2 separate regions of the Homo sapiens genome follow, and region 2 is linked to region 1. The links are chromatin loops, found by intact Hi-C in ENCODE. Cell type or tissue: CD14-positive monocyte. All regions are shown on one strand.

Region 1 (2,500 bases):
CATTTGATCTGAGGAAGGAGGAAATTCTGGAGACTCCAGATTCTCCTTCCTATCCAGCAGTCACTTCATTTCTCATTTTTGTTTGAGCAGCTGCCTGAAGCAGAAACTACTACTGTGCTTATCAACTTCCCTAATCTGTCTTGCGTACGACCACTAAACTAATTTTCTCCACACTCTGGTTTTAACAATTCCTTCCTAACCAGACACGATCCATGCTCCCTGTTGCAGCCTGAGTTCCAGGGCCCCCAGTCATTCCTACTGAACCTGGAGGGTCTTATCCCACCAGTCTACTCCCTGCTCCTAAATATGCCTCTCACTTTCCCCTTCTGCTTAAATTATTTCTTTACTGCTTGAATCTCCTTCCCCTCTTGGTGTCTACCTGCCAATTCTACCACCTTCCAAAGCCCCTAAAGGTCATCTTTTCAAGACCTTTGTCCCACAGAGGCCTGTCTGCAGGACTTGTAGGACATACTGTCTTTGGCACCAGCCAGCACATATGTTATGGAGGACTCTGTTGCCTAACTCTTGAGTTCTTCAGATCTTCTGTGTTTGTGCTTCAATTATTCCACTGGGTTTTAAGTTTCTTGAGAACAGAGCCATGCCTAGCTTAGCTTTATATTCTGCTTTTGACCTGGACCAATATAATAAGTAGGTCCTCAAAAGCCAAGTTGGTCAATTTTTTCAACATAAAATGAAATTGCGGTTGAAAATACATATTCTTTTACATATGCATAAATATAGTTATCAGTGATCACTTTTATAATGAAAAATATTCTTCCTTTAAAAAACAAGATGGAAAATTAAGCTTTGGTCATTGCATAAGCACCCAGGGGCTTTTGTTTCTACTTTATTTATATATTTAATTAAAATATTTAAATAACATTAATTTTATGTTATTTATATAAAATATTATTATTAAATATTAGCAAACTTCAGTATCAATATTAATAAATTTACTTCTGGCTGGGCACAGTGGTTTATGCCTATAATCCCAGCAGCACTTTGGGAGGCTGAGGTGGGTGGATCACCTGAGCCCAGAAGTTTGAGACCAGCCTGGGTGACATGGTGAAACCCTGTCTCTACCAAAAAAAAAAAAAAGTAGCCTGGTGTGGTGGTCTGCACCTGTAATCCCAGCTACTCAGGTTGCTGAACTGGGAGGACTGCTTGAGCCCAGGAGGCAGAGGTTGCAGTTGCAATGAGCCATGATCATGCCTCTGTGCTCCAGCCCAGGCAACAGAGCAAGACCCCATCTCAAAACAAATTTTACTTATATGTTAACTTATTAATTAATAAATTAAATAAAATTTAATATTAATACAATATTAAACTATATTAATTATATTAAATTAAAAATTGCTTGAATTTTTTATTTTGAAATAATTGTAGATTTACAGGAAGTTACAAAAATAGTACAGGGAAGTTCCTATATCCTCAGCACAATTTCCTGCAATGAATACATCTTACATAACTATAGTACAATATCAAAACCAGGAACTTGACCTTGGTATAACACGTGTGTAGAGTCCTATGCCATTTTACCACATGTATAGATTTGTGTAACCACCACCAAAATCAAGTTACAGAGCTACCGTACTGCAACATCTTTTTTTTTTTTTTCTTGAGATGGAGTCTCGCTCTGTCGCCCAGGCCAGAGTGCAGTGACACAATCTCGACTCACTGCAACCTCCACCTCCTGGGTTCAAGTGATTCTCGTGCCTCAGCCTCCCAAGTAGCTGGGATTACAAGTGCGTGCCACCATGCCCAGCTAATTTTTTGTATTTTTAGTAGAGACGGAGTTTCACCGTGTTGGGCAGGATGGTCTTGATTTCCTGACCTTGTGATCTGCCCACCTCAGCCTCCCAAAGTGCTGGGATTACAGGCATGAGCCACCTCACCCGGCCTGTACTGCAACATCGTAAAGCTCTGCCTCTTTGTAGTCACACCCACTCCGCTCCCTCACCATCCCAAAACACTGGCAGCCACTGATCTATTCTCCAGCTCTATAATTTGGGCACTTCCAAATGAAATTAGAATTTCATTTTGATTTATTTATAGTGTTTGAGAGTATCTGTTTGAACAGATTTTTTAGTAGGTGCTCTAGGTGTAACATTATACATATGTTAACTTATCACAGTTCTACTTGTGTTGACATTTTATCAGTTTCAGTGAGGTATAGACACCTTTCCTTGCTTTAAGTGCCTTGACTCTCCCTCATTTATAGCTGTCCCAAATATTTCCTGTACATAAGTTGAAAACTACATCAGACAATGCATAGAGTGTTTAGGAGAGGAGGTAACCTGATGGATTACATATTTTGAGGAAAGAGGAAATTGTGGGGATCCCAGAGTTTCTTCTCCCAGCCAGTAGTCATTTCATTTCTCTTTTTTGTTTGTGAAATTGCCTGAAGCAGAAATTACCACTGTGCTTATCAACTTCCGTAATCTATCTTGCGCATGACCACTAAACTAATCTTTTGCTTAAACCATCAGATATAATTTTG
Region 2 (2,500 bases), 64 kb after region 1:
GAGAAACAACAGGTCACTCTTAATAGGCCCTACTGTCATGCTTCTCCTGAGGTACAGCCAGAGATCAGGACAGCTGGTCCCAGCCCAGCACCCTATGCAGAGAGGATGAGTGGGGACATGTCCTGACCCTACACCCACTTGGGCTCTGCCCAGGCTGCTGCTGGCCACATGGCAATAGTGCCATGGGACTCTATTCACTCCTGGCTAGAGCAGCAGAAGTCAGTGCCCATTGTGGATTCATGCTCAGCCAGGGCCACCCAGCATGGTCCTTGGGGGCTATGGCAGAAGTAAGGGGGATCACGGTCCCAAATTCCAGCCTATGCCCAGCTGTAGAAGCTTGTCGCTGAGGGAGCCCAGCTGAAGCCAGCTTTGCTAAGGACTCCTACCCCCACAGCCACGAGGACAACGACGACCTGTTAGGACTCCTCAGGGTGCACAGGCACTTCTTCCTTGCCCACTGTGGCACAGGTCCCCTCAGGGATGTTCATAAGCCAGCAAAACCTATGGTGGGGTTAGCTGGACTGTTGGCCTCATCCCCTGCTGTGAGTCAACCTCCACTGAGAAAACCCAAAAGCAAGCAGAACAATCATGGCTTGACACTGTGGATGGCTACAGAAGCTGCTAGCAGTTTCCTCTGCAGGACCCACGGCCCCTGCCCAAGAGAGCCAAGCTGTGTGCTGATACAAAGGGAACCTGAGAGGCAGGCAGTCCTTATGGGGACTCTCCAACCTTAACTGAATCTGTGGGAAGCTACGGTGCACACTCACATGTCAGCACGGGGGGCGGCCTCCGGGCCTGCAGGGGGATCAGAAGTGTGTGGGCTGACTGGGTCTCCACTAAAATAAAATCATCAAAATCCCCAAGGCAGTCGGGAAAAAACTGGACAATGTACTGGCAGGTCATTCCAGGAGCCACCATTCCACCTTTTCCTGGGAACATCCCTGTGCATGACAAAAGTGACAAGTGAGGATCCTGGGAGCAGCCAGCCACCAGGGCTTGAGCTCAGCTGGTACAGACCCCAGCCCTGCCAGGGCTGGCTCTGTAAGTGCCTTCTGGGCCAAAGCCACGCTGATGGCAGGAAAAGGGCATGCGAGGGGAGCAGGCTGCAAGGGTGGCGACTCCAGGTAAGCATGCCAGAGCCTGGGGGGAAATGACACCATCCATCCAGAAAGGTCAGGTGGGGCCATGCCTGGCCCTATGGCTTAGAATTTCTTTGGTGGATAGCAGAGAAACTTTTGAGATTTCTGAACGGGGTGACATGATCAGAGTTGTTCTTAAGACAAATACTGTGACACTAAAGTAGGAAGGCTGGCTGGGGGGCTGCTGCTGAGGCTTAAGTGAGGAATAGAGAGGGCCTGATTGAGGAGAATGGCAGCACGAGGAGTGGGGAGATAGCAGGACCAGTGCCTGGGTGGAGGCGGTCAGGAGAAAGGAGCTGTCAAGGCTCTGAGGACACATTGCTGGTGGAGCATGAGGAGCCCTCAAGGACTGCTGATGGGGGGAGTCCAGGCCCAGGCTGTAGACTCAGGGCGGGAGTCAGCAACTGGCAGCAAGCCCAGCAAGTGACTTTGAGGCAATCCTCAAAGTAGTAGCAGTACTGCTACTGCTACTGCTACTACTACTACTACCACCCCCCCACTACTACTACTACCACTACTACTACCACTACTACTACCACCACCACTACTACTACTACCACTACTACTACTACCACTACTACTACCACCACTACTACCACCACCACCACTACTATTACTACTACCACCACCACCACCACCACTACTACTACTACCACTACTACTACCACCACCACTACTACTACTACCACTACTACCACCATCACTACTACTACTACCACCACCACTACTACTATCATTGCTACCATTACTACCACCACTACTACTATTACTACTAATACCACCACTACTATTACCACTACTACTAATGAACTTACAAATACTGAACTTACCCAGTCCCAGAGCGAAGTATGGCGTGGAAGGCGGGAGGACTCGCAGGTAGCGGCTGGTCGTGGTGGTGTTCTGCAGCGCAATTACCATCTGTTGAAAGGTAAGATGATCTCTTTTAGACAGCAACACTTATAGACGAAATGATACGATGTCCAGGATTTACTCTAATATGAGAAGGGGGTAGAGGTAGAAATGAAATAGGCTTGGCCACATGTTGGTAACTGTCGAAGCTGGCTGAGGGGTACATGGGGATTCATTATGCCATCCTATGTACTTTTGTTTGTTTTGGGAAGTTTCCATAGTAAAAAATAAAATACAGGCCAGGTGTGGTGGCTCACGCCTGTAATCCCGGCACTTTGGGAGGCTGGGGCAGGCGGATCACTTGAGGTCAGAAGTTTGAGACCTGCCTGGACAACATGAAGAGACTCTCTCTACCAAAAAAAAAAACAAAAAAATTAGTTTAAAATTTTAAAAACAAATAAATAAAATACAAGGTAAAAATGAAGGCAGGAATAGATCTGTCAGAACTCTGA

Evidence for each region. A loop is a pair of places that touch in the nucleus more often than their neighbours do. Peaks named below come from ENCODE experiments on the same cell type or tissue, not always from the same donor. Only the 100,000 strongest peaks of a DNase experiment are listed, where the experiment ranks them.
Region 2: it touches region 1 in a loop (2.3-fold over the local background); 2 of 110 quality-filtered maps call a loop at or near these places.

What each region holds. Positions count from the first base shown.
Region 1 is chr3:38,147,522-38,150,021 of GRCh38, reverse strand. No RefSeq gene overlaps it. Among named protein-coding and RNA genes, the nearest start is that of MYD88, 10 kb to the right of the region's middle. In CD14-positive monocyte, no CTCF peak of the experiment used is centred here; DNase peaks (open chromatin) are centred at 41, 1,521, 1,921 and 2,371; H3K4me3 peaks cover 1,587 bases; H3K27ac peaks cover 2,305 bases.
Region 2 is chr3:38,083,715-38,086,214 of GRCh38, reverse strand. DLEC1 (DLEC1 cilia and flagella associated protein) reads right to left here. Exons shown (of 37, transcript NM_007335.4): 7 at 1,970-2,057; 8 at 768-941. Among named protein-coding and RNA genes, the nearest start is that of DLEC1, 46 kb to the right of the region's middle. RefSeq lists an enhancer at 2,411-2,500. In CD14-positive monocyte, no CTCF peak of the experiment used is centred here; a DNase peak (open chromatin) is centred at 1,484; H3K27ac peaks cover 720 bases.